Regions from separate parts of the Mus musculus genome. Here region 2 is linked to region 1. A link is a loop called in an ENCODE intact Hi-C map of the cell type or tissue named here. Cell type or tissue: heart. All regions are shown on one strand. Each heading gives the region's core, and the rest is flanking DNA. Links, peaks and the distances in the headings are about the cores only.

Region 1 (9,955 bases), core at 1,956-9,955:
CAAGACCAAGTTCTCCCCACAAATGAAATTTATTGGCCCCTGAGGGACAAAGGGCAGGGAAAAAAGAGAGAAAGACAGGAGATGGAGGACTAGGAAGGGGGGGGCAGAGATAGTTGTCCCAGAGAGGGACAAAGGACTGCTTCTGGATAGAGAGGAGACAGACATGGCCCATAGGAAAATAGCAGTTTATAAAAATAAAGGAGGAATCCCCATGTTAGGATGAGGTGTTTAATTTCAATTGGGCATGTTAATTAGGTGAGCCAAAGGGAGCTTTTGATTGCTGGACTTCAATACTTTGATAACTGGACCTTGGTAGTCAGTCTCGGGAAGAGGAATTGGCCAAATAAGGGAATAGACCTTGGTAGCCAGCTTTGGGAATTGAACTGAAAATTTTTAGCAAGGCAAAGGAAATCAGGGAGAAGGGCAAAGCTTGCCAGATCCATGCCTGCCATGCTCTGGACAGAACCCCTTTACCCATCATATTGTTGTACCAAGTCTGACTGAAGGAGACAGAGAGGGCCTGAATGAGAGAGCCCCTTGGGATGTGCTCAACGTCACAAAACTGGTAAGTATGAACCCTGGCCTTGGGACAGCTGTCTCTCCCCAGAACTACTGTAGGGTTTCCCTGGCTTGGGACTCAATGCTAACTCTCACCAACTAGTCAGCTAACCAATAACTGCTGGTCAGTACTTTTTCCCAGTGCTGGGATGAAGCTCGGAGGTTTGTCCATTCTGGACACCACTCTATTACAGAACTACAGCCCAGCCCTGTTTGTCACAGTCACAACAAGGTATTCTCAATACAAAGAAGACCTGTAGTCAGTCCCATCTAGATGTCTTTCACGAGGTACTGCCTATACTGTGCCCAGCCCCACCCTCCTCAAGATGGACATAGGTACTGTCCTCCTGTGTTGTGTGACAAACTTTTCCTAGGGAAGATATAACACATACATCTACTCACCCTAGATAGGAAGCCCACAACAGATCAAAATATGGATACCACAAAAGTCTAACTTGGGGACCTAATTAGTTTAATTGGGGTTAACAACAGGAATATGGATGAAGAGTTACTACAGGTGCAGAAATGACTCAAAGACAGATGCATCACCAAAGCCCACTCCAGCATGTGACAGCTCACAAAGCTGGGAATCTGGAGCATAGCTTGCAGGCAGCTCAACAGGTTGGAGGGTCTCCTTTGTTACTAATCTTAACCCAGGCTCCTTGGCTGGTTTCTGTTTCTTCTGAGCAGCCTTGTCTGATGTCAGAGTCTTCTGTGTAGCTTGATTTGTCTGAATCTTTTTTCGCAGCTTGGCCTTCTTCTGTTTGGGCAGAACTCTCATCTTTTATTGCTTACTCTGGTAGGGAGGAGCCTAGTGAATTTAGTCAGTTTCAGGGACTTCCTGAAGCTATGCTGAGATGTTTACCTTTGTGTTTTAAGAGTTTCCCTGGAGGATAGACTGTTTCAATTTTGGAGGCCACTGTTAAACAATACTCTGGAGTTGCTGCAAGGTCACTAAGTCAGCCTCTGGGTTAACTTTCAGAACACAGCAGATGCCAAAGAGTCAAGGCAGTGACTAGGAATCTGGCCAGCTCAGATCACTGGGGTAAAGAAGGCAACCCTCTGCTTCCAATGATGGATCCCAGAGGCCAGCCATCTCCAAGGAAGCAGCCAAGGCAAGAGATGAAAGCTGAGATCAGGGCATTAATAAAAGCCCAGAGCCAGCCTGAGCCTCTCCCAGAGCTGAACCCTTGCTCTTCTGTGAGATAGTTCTCCATCTCCACTCTCTCCAGGAAACTTCCCTTTCAAGCAGATTAGGGTCACAGATATACCATTAGATGTCACAAAATCTGACTTTCTGACATCACAGAACTATTCCAGGGAGGAAACAGTCACCTTCTAACACAGGTCCTTCTAACATTGTCCTTGTCGACAGGACCTACAAAAGTCTGAATAGCAGCCACACCTTCTGCTCCTTACACTACTTTCCACTGCTGTTTAGCAGGTGTACACTGGCAATATGTATCCTCTTCCTGGTCTTAATGGAGGCTGACTCTATTGCAAACATGTAGAACCCAAGGTGGACCTGTCTATAAAGAGCCACGTGGCATATAGGTTAAAAAGTAGAACTTGGGGGAAAGGTAGGCATGACTCAAGTCTCAGGCCAGCAAGTCATGTGACCTGGGATAAGTCACCTGACTTACCAGGCCTCAGTGTCTCCACCTATTAAATAGAGATGAACTATCATTCCTTCTGCCAAGTCAGAATAAGGATAGGAAACAATCTTGTGTGCAACAATTCAGTACGTCCATGTTCTTTTAATTTGTTTTGCAAATGCAGAGCAAGCATGGAGCGTCCCCACTGGACATATTACTTTAACTGCCTACTACATAGCAAACTTATACCAAACTCATATCCTACTATATCCCAAACTTAGCGGCTCAAGTAAATATAAGTTTCTTTGAGTCTGGAGTCTGGACGCAGCTAGGCTGGGTTCTTTGCATATGTGTCTGTCCAAGACTATGATTGAGGTATTGGCCAGGGCTTAGGTCTTATCTGAATGTCCCAAGCAGAAAAAAAAATCAATTTGACGCACAAATGGCATGTGCCAGGTACAGGATTTGAGCTAGGAATTTAAAAGTGGATGACTTGGAGTTCTTACAGAAAAGTTTTGTAAGCAGAGACTTCTGCTGCATGCTCTTAGTTTCCTCAACAGCTGTTGGAGGGTCATTCTTAAAGGCAGAAGCTACTAACCCTGAAATATAAATGAAGCAAGCAGGTCCTCTTTCTCCATCACAGGGCATACAGGGGTGAGGGCAGAGGAGAGAGAGCGAGACCGCTAAGAAGCATTGGGAGAGTGAGTAGTGGTTGACTTGCCCCATATGTTCCAAGAGAACAGAATTATCCCTGCCCTTAGAGAGCACACAGGGCCAGGCACAGGCAGGAAAGCCAAGTCCAGCCTGGAGGAAGGAGGCATGCCACAGGTGACTGGCTCAGAGACTTGTCTTCAAACAGAAAGCCCTGCACCCAACCACTGAAAAGCTGCAGCAGTAGAGCAGCAGCTCTCAACCTGTGGGTCTCAATCCTTTTGGGGTTGAATTGACTTTTTCACAGGGGTCACCTAAGACCATCAGAAACAAAGGTATCACATGACAATTTCATAACAGTAACAAAATTACAGTTATGAGGTAGCAATGAAAATAATTTACGGTTGGGGGGGTCACTACACCATGGGGAACTGGAGTAAGGAATCATAGCATTGGGAAGGCTGAGACCCCCTGCTTTAGAGGGTCCTGGGGACTTGAATTCACTACAGCAGAGTTCCTTTGCCCACACAGCCTGAGTCTTCAACCTCACAAAGAGGTTGTAGCACAAAGGCAACAGAGTCAAAGTTGGCTTCTGTGAAAACGTAGCTACCTTTACTAGAGGAGCCTCATTTTCCCGGGCCCAGTCCCAGATTTTCTTCCTTTTGGTCACCTGGTACCCAGGCTGGACCAAATCACCTACAAATTAGATGTCTCAAGTGAGCCAACCAACATCATCCACTGAGATTTTTCCGGGTGAAGCTGAGACCTTCCCCCCCCCCCCCCCGCTGTCAGGACACATAAAAATCCTAGCGACAGCTGGTGGTCATGTTTCCAACTATATGGGGTAGGAGTGGATAGAAGCTTGAGAAGGTGTGGTAGGGACCAATAGCACCAAATTCTTGTTTACCACTCTCCCCTTTGAGACAAGTAAACTGGTAAATCTCCTTTTTATTGACTTGAAATAATTCACATTGAGTCTGTCTTTCTTCCTTCCTTCCTTCCTTTCTTTCTTCCTTCCTTCCTTTCTCTCTCTCTCTCTCTCTCTCTCTCTCTCTCTCTCTCTCTCTCTCTTTTTCTTCTTGTTCCTTCTCCTCCTCTGCCTCCTCTTCTTCCTCTTCCTCCTCCCCCACATTTCCCTCCTCTTCCACTTCCTCCTCCTCCTCTTGGTTTATCGAGACAGGGCAACAGCCCTGACTGGCCTGGAACTCTTTGTAAGCCAAGCTGGTCTCAAACTCGCAAAGATCCTCTGCCTCTGCCTCTGCCTCTGCCTCTGCCTCTGCCTCTGCCTCTGCCTCTGCCTCTGCCTCTGCCTCTGCCTCTGCCTCTGCCTCTGCCTCTGCCTCTGCCTCTGCCTCTGCCTCTGCCTCTGCCTCTGCCTCTGCCTCTGCCTCTGCCTCTGCCTCTGCCTCTGCCTCTGCCTCTGCCTTCCCCTGCCCCTGCCTCCCAAGTACTGGATTAAACATGAGAGCCTTATGCCCAGCTCAAATTCAGTTTCCTATCACTTGCAAATGGCAGGGTCCTAAAATATCATCCTATCATCTCAACACTGGAATTCAAGGCTAAGCTACAGGTCTAGGGGTAGCTCGGCACTACCTAAAATGTGGCGGTAAAGGGACTCTGGCCAGCTCGAGTGTGGCAAGCATGGCTCTAACAGGCCCTGTCCTTCTCCCCATTCCCTCTACCTTGCTCAAAACCATTAGATTAAATATATAAAGCTAGCCACCAAGGTCTATTCCCTTGTTTGGCTAATTCCTCCTCCTGAGATTGCCTACCAAGGTCCAGCTATCAAAGTATTGAAGTCCAGCCATCAAAAGCCCCCTTTGGCTCACCTAATTAACATGCACAATCAAAATTAAACACCTCATCTTAACACACAGTTTTCTCCTTTTACCTAAGAGCACTGTCTGTCTCCTTTGTATCCAGAGGCAGTCCTTTGTCAAGGGCAAATACCCCTTACTCCTCTCCCTTGTTCCTGTCCCCTTCTCCGTGTCCTCTATCTCCTGTCTTTGTCTCTCAGTCCCTGACCTTTGTACCTCTAAAGCAAGTAAATCTTTGTGCTGAGAATTTGGCCTTGGAGTGTCTTGAGCTGACTTCGAGGTTCCCTACAGGGGTTTACACACCTAGCATACCACACACAAAGATAAACAACAAACCTTCCAGGAAAAAGCCATCCAAGAGTCCAACTTGTTGTTGGTTTTTGTTGTTGTTGTTGTTTTAATTTATGTGTGTGCGTGTGGCTGCATGGATCTATGTGCACTAAATGAACACAGGTGCCTAAAGAGCCAGGAGACACCCTGAAATTGGAATTACAGGTGCTGTGAGCTGGTGGATGGGGGTAAGTACTGGGAACCGAACCCAGGTCTTCTGGAAGAGCAGCAAGTGTTCTTAACTCCTGCATCTTCTCTCCACTCTCAAGTCCACTTCTGAGTACAGTAGAAAGGATCGGTTAGATTCTTTCTTGAGGAAAAAATGAGATTTTTATAAAATGTATAGGCCACTAGAAGGCTAAAAGTGCAGTAAAGACACTTTGCACTGTGTGTACTAACTAATGAAAAGGATTGTGACTCCAGTTCAAGCCTGGATTTGAATACTGATTCTACATCTGACCCCTATCTTATTTCTTTGGGCATCCATTTCCTCCTCTATAAAATGGGAATATGAATATTACCTGCTCTTGCTATTTTGTAAAGTTGTCTCACACACACACACACAGAGAGAGAGAGAGAGAGCGTGCACTTTATTTCCCTAGACATCTCTGCACATGCAACAGTGAGCTCTATTTTTAGATAGCATGTTACTATGTAGCCCTGGCTAGTCTGGGATTCAGTCCTCCTGCCTCAACCTGAGGGCCGGGATAGGCCAGCACAGCCATGCATGCATGCACCATCACACCCAGCACAAGCAGATCTTAACGTGGCCCATCTGGGTAAGTGCCAGTAGACAAAATTGTCAGTGAGCCACTGCCCAGAAGGGCTGGGCATCCAGAGATAAGAGAACAGGAACGGCACTGATGGGGGTGAGAAGCAGACAAAACAGCAGGCAGCCTGTGCCTCCCTGGGGAGCCAATAGCTGCAACCCCACCACCTTTTCGGAGGCAAGTTCTAGCTAATTTCTAGACCCTTAGCTTCCTTTTCTTTCCAGTTACTTTAGCATATAAATTGTTTTTTAAACCACAAAGAAAAGCATAAAAGTAAAAGAATCCACCCCTATACCGTCCTGGTCACCTGAAATAAAGTAAGCAGTACTGTTTCCAGCCTTTGAATCCAGACCACACCTTCACTTCCGGTCTCACTTTTGAACAACACTGCTGCACACTTGGTGCGTTTCATTTAGTTAACATCTTGGAGGCTTTATTCTATCATGAACAAGCCTTTGTTTTTGTTTTGTTTTGGTTTTTTTCTGTATGCATTTATTTATTTGTGCAAGAATATATATAAATGTAAACATTAGAGGACAACTTTCAGGAGTCGATTCTCTCCTTCATGTGGAACCTGGAGAGCGAACGGAGATCGTTAGGCTTGGCAGGACCCATATTCTTGGGTCTGCCCGATCCTGTACAGATGGAGTTCAATAATATTGCTAAAGACAAGAAACAAAAGCCAAGGAAAGTTAAAAGGATTCAGGAAAGCAGGGAAGAGCGTCGGGGATGGAAAAAGAAAGTCAAGACAGGCCCCGCCTCTGAGCCCGCCCCCCAGCCGCAGCCCCGCCCTCCACCACAGGCTGCAGCGCCGCCTCCGGCCGCCAGGGGCCGCCACGCGCCGCAGACCGCATCCCGTCCGCTCGGCGGCCTCTCTTTCCCGCTGGTTTGCCGGCCTCTCGCCCTCTCGCCACTGGTGTCGCGCTTCGGTCGCGTCCCGCGCGTGGTTTTTTTTTTTTCTCGTGAGGGACCTCGCGCCGCCGGGCGCGTGCCGTCCCCCTGCCTCGCGGCGCGGGCTCTCGCGGGCCCCGCTCCCGCCCTCCGCTCGCCTGGCCCGGACCGGAAGCGGCGCCGCACGGCCTGGGCCTGGCGCGGGGGGCGGGCTCTGGGGCCCGGTCGGACATGGGCAAGAAGCACAAGAAGCACAAGTCGGACCGCCACTTCTACGAGGGTGAGGAGCGGCTGGCCTGCCTGCGGAGCCGCGCCGTCCCCTGCCCGCAAGGCCCCGACCCGCGGAGATCGCCCCCGGCGGGGCGGCGTTCGACTCGGGCCTGCCGGTCCCGGCGGGGGTTCGTGGGGCGCTGGGAGGTGGGGCGCCCGCCCTCGGCCGGCCCCGGCTCAGCCCCGCGTCCTGCTCTTGTTTCAGAGTACGTGGAGAAGCCCCTGAAGCTGGTCCTCAAAGTCGGGGGGAGCGAGGTCACCGAGCTCTCCACGGGCAGCTCCGGGCACGACTCCAGCCTCTTCGAAGACAGAAGCGACCATGACAAACACAAGGACAGAAAACGGAAAAAGAGGAAGAAAGGCGAGAAGCAGGCTCCGGGGGAAGAGAAGGGGAGAAAACGGAGAAGAGTCAAGGTAAAGGGGGCTTTGTTGCTTATGGCCCCGGGCTCCAGTTCCCAGCCTCCTTAGCCTGTTCCAGTGCGACACCCAGACGTCTGGGAAGTCTGGCTTTGTGGAGGAGTGAGACAGACCAGAAGCCTGGGTCACCTGGGCGCTCAGCAAGTCTTGTCCCAAGTGTCCTCTCGAGCACCCGTGCTGTCCCCACACATCCTGTAAGCAGCCGAGTCCTGGTCTTCCGTGACTCCTTCAAAGGCTGTTTTTTTTATAATTGTCTTGGAAGGGTGAGAAGTCACTCACCGGAAAGCCTGGGAGGTTTGTCAAACGTAGCTGTTCTTCAGAAGTGAAGGCGATCTACAGGTGTCCCAAGTGTTCTCCTGAAATAAGTTATTTTAATGACAAATGGAGCTGGCGCGGCGTGATGGCACGTGCCTGTGATCTCAGCGCGCAGGAGACTGCGGCCAACCTGTGCTGCTTAATACAAAATAAGCAACCGTTTTCATTAACTAGAAAAGAGTAAGTAGCTAATGTCTTGATTTGCCAGGTAGGTTGAATAGTGCGGGTTAACTTTCTTCTCAAAGGTGAGTCCACCCATATCTGGAATTGCCCTAGAATTCTGCCCTTCCAAAATGTTAGCTGCCTGCCCTCAAGTGCTTACTAAAATGCGTTAGTACTTTTTGAAAGTCATCCTTTCTGAGGCTTAGTTTTAGAGTTTTTCTTTGCTTTATACAGTCATTGATGAGTGGCCAAGCCTTAGAGATTGTCTCTTTAAAATGTCTTAAATTATTGGGGGGGGGGGGAGGAATGTTTTAAATTTATTCTTTTTTGCCCAGAATTTTATGACCTTTAGCTTGACTATGGCAATAGTCACAGTCTTGGGTCAGGCTGGCTTATATTTTCATTTCCTAAATTACAAAAGCACACAGGCATGAGTCTTTGTTTTAACTGAGAGTTTTGAAAGTGAACATGTAAATTGTTTTACCTATGAGTTCGACAAGGCTTGTCTTGATTATATTCGTGGGTATTTGGGCATCAGGTATGCAGCTGGCCTAGAACTCAGTGTATGTCCGTCATTCTGGTTTTCCTTTTGCTGGGATTATGCATGTGGGCCACCATCGCTGGCTGAGAAGCCTAAGAAAAACTTTGAACAGGTAGATTTTGGTATGCTTTTCATATTTAAAAATCCTTGCCCTTGGGTAGACTTCTCATACAGATACAGAGTTTGAGTCAGAACAGAAATTTAAATTGAAAGATATTTTCTCTCAGAATTTTAAAATTTAGGACATGGGGTTAAGTGCATGTAGGTACTTGTGGAGCCCAGAAGGGGGTGTCAAATTCCTTAGAGCTGGAGTTACAGGCAGCTGTAAGCTGTCCAATGTAGGCACCAATTCAGCAGACTTTATGTCTTTTCTGGCTGCTGGTCAGCGCCCTGATTTAGCCTGTGACCAGCATTTGCTTTCTTGGAACTTTGGGATTGCCTCTCTCCTGCATCGTCACTTTACAGTAGATGCTGTGCTTTCAACTCAGGTGTTTAGTGACTGGAGTACCTCTCTGATCACTTTCTTCCCTCTAATGTTTTTATTCTCTGTCTTAGTTTTTTGTGTTGTTTAGGAGAGAACTCAACTTTATCTTCTGAGCTCAAGAATGTACATCTTAAAAGTTTCCAGGTCACGTGGGTGTTGCTTTGGTGGTCACTGCTTGGCAGTCTGTTCTCAGGCTCTACTTTGTACCTTTAGGTCAGTAACTCTGGGGTTCCTGACCAGCCAGCCACCTGGTCCCCAGCCTGTGGTCTCAACCCCTTTTGGGGTAGAGTGACCCTTTCACAGAGGTCACCTAGCAGTAACAGCAAAGTTACAGTTACGAAGTAGCAACAAAATAATTTCAGTGGCTGGGGTCAGCACAGTATGAGGAACTGTGCTGGGGTCACTGGAAGGTTGAGAAGCACAGGTCTAGAAAGCATCAGTGTCTTATTACTCCACATTTTTATAGCAACTTGTTCATACATTTAAATTTTGCCCATTAGAGAGACTTATCTTTCAAATCTTTATTTTATTTTTTAATGTGGATGGGTGTTTTGCTGTGTGTACATCCGTATGCCACTGAATGCCTGGTGCCCATTAGAAGTGAAAAGAAGGCCTTAAATCCTATGGTTCTGGAGTTGTGAGCCACTCTGTGAATCAAACCCAGGTCCTCTAGGAGAGCAGCCAGTCCTCTTAATTGCTGCTGGACCTCTCTAGCCCTGCCCTTTAGTTTTGAAGCTCATCAGTCCTGAGTTTGGGAGCCTGTGCTAGGTTTCACATCCTCTCTGTGATGTCTTTTTCGTCTTTACATGGATTTGTAAACATTTATCTACTGCTGGTCTCCCTTTCATGAGTGTTTGTGTCTCACATTCTTCATCCCAGCATGTAGTTTAGCTTTACTGGTTTCATTGCAGCACCGAGTTTATAAATAAAATTTCAGATTTGGACTGGAGAGCTGTTAAGAGGCACTTGCTCTTCAAAGGGACCTGTGCTCTGTTCCCAGCCCTCATCGCATGCAGCTCACAACCGCCTCTAACTCCAGTTCCAGGATTTCTGATGCCCTCTTCTGGCCTTCAGTGCACTGCATCCATGTGGTGTCCATGCACATACCTAGGCACATACATACATACATACATACATACGTACATACATACATC
Region 2 (9,955 bases), core at 1,116-9,115, 97 kb after region 1:
GGAAGGGGTGACTTGGTGCAGAGGTGGCATATCCTCTGGCCTTTCTAAGCAGACTACAAGGAGTCCGTCACTCTTTTGGTAGGATGGGAATGACACAGTGACTTAGGTCTCTGTCATTTTACATCATTATCACACAGGCCTGTGACCAGTCTGACAGCAGACGAGAAATCAGAGCTGGAGAATGGGATCTCAACAGGACACGCCGCCAACCCACATGGCACTGTCACAATCCTTACCTCTCCTGTGGACATCCCTATGGCAGCCCAATGGGACACGCTAACCCCAGTCAGTAATTATGTTCAAGCAGTGACCAACACTAGAGTCTCCCAAAAGTACAGTGGAGGCAGTCACTGGGGGAGGTGGGTCTGAGTTTCTTACTCAGCACAGTAGGACTTGGGGTGCTTGACTTTCTACGGTTTTTTTTAAAAGGCTTATTTTTTTTTTTAAAGAATTGTTTATTTTATGTATAGGAGTACACTATAGCTGTCTCCAGAAGAGGGTATTGGATCCTGCTACAGATGGGTTGTGAGCCACCATGTGGTTGCTGGGAATTGGACTCAGGATCTCTGGAAGATCAAATGCTCTTAACCACTGAGCCATCTCTCCAGCCCCCAATTAGTTCAGGTGTATGGGTGTTACCTGCATGTTCATCTGTACACCGGGTATGCAGTACTTGAAGAGGCCAGAAGGGGTGTCAGGCCTCCTGGAACTGCTGTGTGGGTTCTGGGAATAGAACCCTGGTCCTTTGAAAGAGCAACAAGTGCTCTTAACCACTGAGCCATCTCTCCAGTCCGTGTATGAGTGTTTCGCCTCATCTATGTATGTGCCTGCAAAAGTTAGGATTGAGAGCTGCCATGTGGGTTCTGAAAACCAAACTTGGGTAGTCTGCAAGAGCAGCAGGAGGATGAGGAAGAAGGAGGAGGAGGCGAAAAGAAAGAAAAGAGAAAGGGTCTCTCACTGAGCCTGAATTTATGTTTGGCTAGAGTAGCTGGCCACTGAACTCTTAAGTGTCCATTTGTCTCCATCACCTCCACCTCCAGTGCTGTAGTTATGGGGGGCACAGACCCAGTGCTGTAGTTATGGGGGGCACAGACCCAGTGCGGTAGTTATGGGGTGCACAGACCCAGCCACACCACAGCTCTGTATATGCCTGGCTGTGTGGTCTGGGGAAGCGCTGTCAGGAGGTGGAAGGCTGAATGGGGAAACCCTGTCTATGCAGGTTTTACATAATCCTCTGTGCAGCTGTTTAATAATGCAACTGCCTAGGGGCGGGGGGAGGGTCACCCACACTCTCGTAAGTAATCCTGTGGTTTGCCAGGCTGTGCCAGACAGGGTTGTTCCTTTGGACTTGTTGTTAGCACTCTATTTGGGACGAGTAGAACTTGTTCATGTCTGGAGTTGGAGAGAGAGCTCAATGGGTAGAGTACTGGTGACTCTTGTGAAGGACCCATGTTCAGTTCCTAGCACCCATATAGAGCTCACAACTGTTGATGTCTTCACATTCCAGGGGATCTGACACTGTCTGCAGGCACCAGACATTCACATGGTGCATATACATACATCTAGGCAAAACACCCAAACATATAAGTCTTTATTTTACATATATGAGTACACATAGCTGTCTTCAGACACACCAGAAGAGAGCATCGGATCCCATTACAGATGGTTGTGCGCCACCATGTGGTTGCTGGGAATTGAACTCAGGACCTCTGGAAGAGCAGTTGATGCTCTTAACTGCTAAGCCATCTCTCCAGCCCCCACATAAATAAACCTTGAAGAAGAAGAAGAAGAAGAAGAAGAAGAAGAAGAAGAAGAAGAAGAGGAGGAGGAGGAGGAGGAGGAGGAGGAGGAGGAGGAGGAGGAGGAGGAGGAGGAGGAGGAGGAGGAGGAGGAGGAGGAGGAGGAGGAGGAGAAAGAAGAAAAGAAGAAAAAAGAAGAAAGAAGAAAAGAAGAAAAAAGGAGGAGGAGGAGGAGGAGAAGAAGAAGAAGAAGAAGAAGAAGAGGAAGAGGAGGAGGAAGAAGAAAAGAAGAAAAAGAAGAAAGAAGAAAAGAAGAAGAAAGAAGAAAAGAAGAAAAAAGAAGGAGGAGGAGGAGGAGAAGAAGAAGAAGAAGAAGAAGAAGAAAGAAGAAGAAGAGGAAGAAGAAGAAATTTGTCTTCTCAAGAAAAGTTAACCAAACACCCACAAGCTCGTGTTTGAGACGGGTCTGTGAGGCCTGCCTGGCAGAAGTGAGGTACAGGAGGTGAGCCTCTGAAGGTTATATCCACTCTGATTCTAGTCTTGCCTGAGTTTTCTGCTTCCTGATCCCCCACCACCAAGTGAGCAGTTTCCTCCGCCATGCCTGGCGGACTGAAGTCATGGGCCACAACAACCCTGTTCCACTAAGTTGCTTCTGTCAGGTGCTTGGCCATAGCAACAAGAAAAGTGACACGTCTGTCTAGGTGATGGGTACTGAGAAGTGGGGCTGCTGGTGTGGTAAAGCTGACCACGGGTTTCATCAGCCTTCAGACTCAGTTTCTGGAAAGGTTTGGTGCTGATGGATAAAGCAAGCTGTAAGCAGAGCTTAGCAGGCCATTCTGGCGGGAGTACAGAGACCAGAATGCCAAGAGAAATGTGGACATTGGCAACATGACCACACGAGTGGACAAAAGACAGCTCCAAGCCCAAAAAGACACACAGTGAATCCTAAGGCTCCAGATGCCTCAGGGGCCCCCATATCTACAGCCTTGCCTCCTGTGGCTCACATAGGCTATCTCTAGGGCTGTCCTACTGGATGCCTACAAATTTCCCCAGCAGACATCCCATGTTCCTGTTATCAACATTTCCATAGCAACCTTGGCCGCACCTTCATGAATATGGAAGGAAAATAGACAAATAGAGGCTCTCTGTGCAGGTCACCCAATATTTGAACAAATGTGGAATTCCTGGGAAATCCTTAGAGATCGGAGTAAATGAGAATTCAGGTGTCGCCGGGCAGTGGTGGCACACGCCTTTAATCCCAGCACTTGGGAGGCAGAGGCAGGCAGATTTCTGACTTGGACGCCAGCCTGGTCTACAGAGTGAGTTCCAGGACAGCCAGGGCTATACAGAGAAACCCTGTCTGGAAAACCAAAAAAAAAAAAAAAAAAAAATCAGGTGTCTGAAGGCTATGAGCCACCAATGGAACCCTGGTAATGAGAAGTTCCCTCTGCAACAGAGAAGACTCTCTGTCCATACAGTAATGTTTCAGAACGTGGCAGAAAGGAGGAAATCCCAAAAGTTCTGAGAGGAAAAACCATCATGCCAATCTGGGATTCTTTTTTTTTTTTTTTTTTTTTTTTTTTTTTTTTTTTTATAGCCCTGGCTGTCCTGGAACTCACTTTGTAGACCAGGCTGGCGTTGAAGTCAGAAATCCGCCTGCCTCTGCTTCCAATCTGGGATTCTTAAAGACACTGAAAATGATGCTTTCGGCTTCTGAGAGACGTTTCCCAGTCAGAACTCTATATCCAGCAAAACTTCCAACTGAACACAAACGCAGAGCTCTTTCAGACATTTACAGCCTGCGCACAGGAAGCGAGATGGGCAGACACCCAGCCAAGACTTTACCAAGAGGGAAATCCAGGAAACTGAGCTGAGCTGTGGTGTGCACAAGTGAAGGCAAGCTTCAGGGGAGGAGGGGGATGTTCAGGCAAGCAAACACCTGCACTTCAAGCACACCTGCCCGAAGCCTCAGGCGACCCGGCGACTGTGACAAAACACCTGGTGCAGCTGGCTGATTTGCAAGGTTTCACACACCCACGGAGTTTAGGCTCAGGTGCTAAACTAACGCTTCTGGAAAAATAAAAACACTGAGGGTGTAGCTCACCGCAGAGCATGCGATTCCAGGTACAACACCCACGTCCCCTGCCCCACTCACTGTATTGCACAAATGGCTGATAAGAACAGCCATTTGGAGTCATAGCGACTGTGACCACTGCACTCAGGAAAATTACTCAGAGGAGGCCCCGGCGTAGAGACTTAAGGGTATTGGGAAGTCAACACTTAATTTCAAAACCTAAAACGTGAGAAGTGGCGGCAGTGGCTCACCACTTTGGAAGTGGCTCCCCTAGAAGTTGGGGGAGACATTCAGAATGCCTTGGCATCACAACACCTTCCCCTTCTCCCCAAATATATGCTTTTTTGCACCTTCTTGGCAGGGCCCAAGACCCTTGCTCTCTGCCTCACTCCAGACAGGTCTTTCCTGTCTCCTCGCCTGTGGGGACGAGGTTAAGCCTGGTACTTGGAAGCACTTGGTGTTGAAGTGGATTTTAATCTGAGAGGCCTGGCGCAACCCCCTTACGGTCCTTTGAAGAGTGCTCAAGAAAAGCCACATTCCTGGCGCCCTAAGTGCAAGCTGGAGGTACGAAGCTGAAACTGAGTGGTCAATCTTCTGAAAATGGATATTCCATTTCAAGAGGCCACTTCAGCTTTTAATCAGCTCCTCCTTCTCTTTTATTGTTAACATTAAACATTAAGACATCTTTCTAGGGGTTGAAGAGATGCCTCAGCGGTTAAGAGTGCTTACAGCTCTTGAAGGGGACCTGGATTCCTAACTCAAGATAGATGGCTCACAGCAGTCACTCCAGGTCCAGGGGATCTGATGCCCTCTTCTGGCCGCGGTGAGCATTGCATGAGCACAGTACATACAGAAACCAGCCAAAGCTCACACAGAAAAACGAAAATACATCCTTTATTTTTTAAAAGAAACAAAAGAAAGAAAAGGCACCATCTACTTGTATCCATCCTTTGGGCAGTTCCTCTGAATCCCACAACTTCCAAAAGGTTTTAAATGCTTTAAATGTTACAGGCTTTAAATGTACACACAATATAAAATGAAATTAAGTCACACAGACAGACACAGACACAGACACAGACACACACACACACACACACACACACACACACACACACACACACACACACACACACACACACACAGAGTGTGTGTTTTACACAGGTGGGTTATTTCAGATCCCTAGTTCCTTGGTTTTAAAATGGTCTTCTTAGACAAACAAGGAATTTAAAACATTTTACTTAAAAGGCAAAATGTTCCCAATTAAAAGCCAAAAATCTTGCATCTCTTAGTTAAGCTGGTCAACCCAGACTGGCTCACTATGGAATGCCAGCAAAGACTCAAGCCGCAAGACTCAAGAATGTGGCCTGAGGAGAACAGCTTTCAAACACTGTTGTGCACCAGAAGACTGTGGAATTCCTCACCACCAGATGGCTTTTGGTCCCCGCCCCCTCCCCCCAATTTAGCCTCAAAAACCACACAGCAGCTCTGGCCCTGTCTACTTCAAATAACTGGGATCCAGTTGTTCTGGTGGGGAGCCCTTCCTCCTTACCCCAAACCTGAAATGTAAGTTCAAAGCCAGCCTGGTCTACATGGTGAGTTCTGGGACAGGCAGAGCTACAAAACAACAAAAGGTGGAGTGCTTTTTTTTGTTTTGTTTTGTTTTTTTGAGACAGGGTTTCTCTGTATAGCCCTGGCTGTCCTGGCTGTCCTGAAACTCACTCTGTAGACCAGGCTGGCCTCGAACTCAGAAATTCGCCTGCCTCTACCTCCCGAGTGCTGGGATTAAAGGCGTGCACCACCACCGTCTCCCGAGTGCTGGGATTGACACTCCACCTGGTTTAAAAGGTGGAGTGTTAACAGGCAGATGGTAGAAAATGATCAAAGAATTGGCCTTCCCCCCTCCCCAGTGTTGCCCAAAGCAAGGCTCCTTTCCTTAAAAGTGGAAAATGGCAAAGGGAGTGGAGTGCTGTTCGGGATGACTCTGCTGCACTGTGACATTTAAGGAGAAGAACCAAAAGACAGGCTGGGGACTTAGCTCAGCTGTGGCGTGTCTGCCTACTATGCACAAGGGCCTGGCTTTGATTACTAGCAACAAGTTATCGGGATGTGGTGGTGCATCCCAGCATTTGAGGGGCAGCCAAGGGAACCAAAAATACAAGATCATCTTTGGATATATACCATGTTTGAAGCTAGTCTGGGCTACTTAAGATCCTGGCCTTACAACAACAACAACAACAACAACAAACAACAAAGACAAGAAACTTCCCAAAACAACTTTGGCTAAGAAAGTAATCCTGAAGCCGGTGTGGTACACACTTATAATCCTGACATGAGGAAACAAGGCAGAAAGACCAGAGTTCAAAGTCATCCTAGTGTACATAGAAAGATCTTGTGGGTAAAAAAAGGGGATTTTTACTTTCTTAGAAAACTTGGTTCAAGGGCTGGAGAGTTGGCTCAGTGGTTAAGCGCACTGACTGCTCTTGCATTCAGTTCCCAGCAACCACATGGTGGTTCACAAGTAATGGGATCTGATGCCCTCTTCTGGTGTGTCTGAAGAGAGTGACAGTATACTAATATACATAAAATAAATCTTTTTGAAAACAAGAAAAAAACCAAAACCCTGGCTCAGGAGTGTCATTCTATCAACTTTCTAAAGTCTGTGTTTAAGGTATGCTGAGAGCTCTGGGCACTGCATGGAAGTCCACTGGTGTCTTAGTGTCAGGGCATTTACCTCAATGATTTACCAAAGCAACTGCCACCGGCCAGTACAATATACAGTAAGGACTACTTCTGCACATGTGCAGACCACAGGAGAGCTGTGGTACTGTATGACCAACTGTGATAGAGGCACTCCCACACCCCAACATGTTGATATGGGAATATGCACAAAAATTAGCTTAGGCTACTGACAGTATTAAAATGTAGCTCTAGGATGACTAAGCAGGACTCGGGAGTCAAAGGAAAAAAAATCAAAACTATTTAGATATTTACCTGGATTTCTTCACAATGGAGCACACATGCACAAATTCAGTGTCTAGGTAGACTGGTGGAACTACCCTGTGTTATAATGAGCGCATCCTGTCATTTACTATGAATTTGTTCAGATACTACCGAAAAGCGTTCTTGTTTCTCCGGAGCTCTCAAGAAGTGAGCAGGAGTCTGCAGGCACAGCTGGCGTCTCCTGGCCAGTCTATCCACAGCGGGGCCACTTGACACCAATCAGCTTGGCTTTCTCAGTGGGGTCGCAGGCAAAGGACTACAACCTAGCCACTCCCTTGCACAATCCTAAAACCAGCCAATAACCCTGCCTCTCAGACCACCATTTCGGACCTTCCCTCCATCCAGTAGTACTGAGGTTCGGACCCTGGACCTCCAGCATGCTGGACAAGGCGTCCATCATCCAGCCCCATCCACAGCCCTTTTCCTCACTGCTCCGAGCCTTGCTCCACCAAACCTACAGCAGAGTAATGCAGTTCCTTACAGCTGTTAAGTTTAAGGAGCAAGATAAAACTGGGCATGGTGGGGCATGCCTTTGATCCCAGTACTTGGGAAATGGGTTCTTAATCAGTTAGGGCTACATGAGTTCCTATCTCAAACCAACCAACCAAAACCAACCCAACCCAACCAAAGAGCTGGGCCACTACTACAAATACCCAAAGGTTTCCAGCTTCGTCCTGGGTGTGGTGGAATGTCTCCCCCTGGCAGCATTTGTTAAGAACAAAGGAGTTTTGCCGTCAGCAGCAAGGAAATGTCCACTGTCTAAATGCTGCCGTATTTAGAAGTTTTCTTTAAGTAGCTATTCCGGTTTTACAAAGCTCATACCCACAGTTCTTAAGATAAATGAAAGCACAAAGCCTTTATTGAACTGCAGACTGTGAATAATGAGCCCCGTGGGATGGGGTGTGTGTGCATAGAAGAGCAATTTATAAACTTTCAAGGCAAACAACTGACATCTTTGAAGACACTGTGAGCTTAAAAAAAAAAAAAAAAAAAAAAAAAAGCTTCCGGGTGTGAAATTCACTGTTTTCGTCACTGGTGGCTAGTCACATGGCCTCAGGAAATGTCGAGATTTCATAAACCATTTGTATCAAATCTCTTTCTGGTAAATTCCTTTAGTGCCTCTGCAGCGGAAACTAGACAAGACTGGAGAGTTGAGGGCTCAGACCTCCAGCACCTCATGAGCGTCTGCGTTGCTTAACACTGAAGGCAATGCTATCAAAGAAAATAAACAGAGAGCTGGTTAGACACAAGCAAGTGGACGTCGCCCGACTTATAAGCAAGTCTATAGGATGTGCTACCAGAGAGGAGTGTTGACCTCAGTGGTCTTCCCCACTGTGTCCAAAACCAGCACCGGTCGCTACTGTTCCTTCCCCCCTTTAACGATACACATGGAAGCAGCAGCGCTCCCTAGCAATGCGAAGTGTGGAGAGTCACAGGATTGCTGAACTTTCAAAGATTTGGAAACCTCAGTGTAATGTAACAGGGAATCTTAAAAGCCAGAGACTAGAGCCGGCCGTGGTGGCGCATGCCTTTAATCCCAGCACTTGGGAGGCAGAGGCAGGCGGATTTCTGAGTTCGAGGCCAGCCTGGTCTACAAAGTGAGTGCCAGGACAGCCAGGGCTACACAGAGAAACCCTGTCTCGAAAACAAACAAACAAACAAACAAACAAAGCCAGAGACTAAACCTAGCGACCAAGTTTCATAGTGAAAATCTAAGAGGCTAAACTGTACAGCTGTAAATGGCATGGAACCCAGGGAAAGAGGAAAATGAGTTTGCGCTCCAGTCCAAGAATGAGAATGATGACTCAAGTCTGGGTACTGAGGCGAGCTCCACACCCCAATGGGTACTGGCTGTAGTGCTTCTCCAAGCTCCCACCCCAACCCAGGAACAGCCACTCTGAGCCCCACCATCCCCAAAGCACTTTTAATGTAAAGTTCCTCGAGACTCCGTAACAGAGGCCCTCTCCATCAGGGACGCTGCAGGAACACACAGCTGAGGGAGTGACAAGGGACAGGAATGTCAGTCTGGCTCAGACTACAGATAAACCCATTTCCCTATTTAAAAAAAGAAAAAAAAGAACCCAATTGAAATGTAAAACTATCAAACAGATTCACTACAATACATGATTTCTTGTTCCATCCCCACAAAGTTGAGGACATTCTTAGGCCTCACACTCCCAGGACAGCCAGCTGAGGCCCCCTCTGCTGCCCCTCTCTCGGTTGCCTCTTTTGGACCAGGGATTAAGGGCAAACCTTTAGTAGGTCAAATACTTACTCAAAACAAGCCTCTGATTAGAGTAAACTAAGCAATCGGTTAACTGACCAGACTGTCTTTTTTTTTTTTTTGGCGTTTCGAGACAGGGTTTCTCTGTATAGCCCTGGCTGTTCTGGAACTCACTTTGTAGACCAGGCTGGCCTCGAACTCAGAAATCCGCCTGTCTCTGCCTCCCGAGTGCTGGGATTAAAGGCGTGTACCACCACCGCCCGGCTTGACCAGACTGTCTTAAAGCTGACTTCCACAGAGAAGCTCCCAGGTCTGAGCTATGTGAAATACTGAGAGGGCTCTTTTCCACTTATTCTACCTACAGGCAATTTGATACAGGAGCAGGAAATCACTCTGGAGCTCTTGAAGTTCCGAAGAGACAAAATGACAATACTCTTAAGGAGCCCTGTTCCCAGGCGCCCCGCACCTTCTCAGCACCCCACTAGATGAACTGCTACCTCATAGAAATTACAACTGTAACAGGCCGAGCTTAAAGAGCAACCCTGACACAAGCCTTGGCTCACTAACTGCTTCCGGCGGATGCTGCTTTCTCATTAAGATGGTTTCAAGCCAGATATTGTAGCTCGCCCTTTTACCTAGCACGTGGGAAGGAGAGGCAGGTGGATCTCTGAGTCCCAGAACAGCTAGGGCTAGAGACCCACAGATGAGCTCGCCTCAACAACTGTTTCATGGGCTTGGAGATTGCCAAGTAACATTTCAGCATCTATCAACGATAACTGGGTTTATCTAATAGCTTAACAATTACTTCTTAAAGTTAATTGTATTAGAGCCAATTCTCTGTGAATATTCTTTGTTTCTGGGCAATACAAAACCTCAAGCAAATAGGATGAAGGGAACAGAGCAGTTCTTAACTGCTCA

What was found. A loop is a pair of places that touch in the nucleus more often than their neighbours do. Peaks named below come from ENCODE experiments on the same cell type or tissue, not always from the same donor. Only the 100,000 strongest peaks of a DNase experiment are listed, where the experiment ranks them.
Region 2: it touches region 1 in a loop (4-fold over the local background); 28 of 42 quality-filtered maps call a loop at or near these places.

What each region holds. Positions count from the first base shown.
Region 1 is chr8:88,358,843-88,368,797 of GRCm38, reverse strand. It overlaps Brd7 (bromodomain containing 7), which reads left to right and starts at 6,626. Exons shown (of 17, transcript NM_012047.3): 1 at 6,626-6,892; 2 at 7,088-7,296. The coding sequence starts at 6,844. In heart, for the core only: CTCF peaks have their summits at 6,552 (motif pointing right) and 8,596 (motif pointing right); DNase peaks (open chromatin) are centred at 5,737, 6,597 and 6,827; H3K4me3 peaks cover 3,143 bases; H3K27ac peaks cover 2,072 bases; H3K27me3 peaks cover 367 bases.
Region 2 is chr8:88,261,004-88,270,958 of GRCm38, reverse strand. It overlaps a transcript of Tent4b not described here. Among named protein-coding and RNA genes, the nearest start is that of Adcy7, 28 kb to the left of the region's middle. In heart, for the core only: a CTCF peak has its summit at 1,658; a DNase peak (open chromatin) is centred at 4,628; H3K27me3 peaks cover 1,272 bases.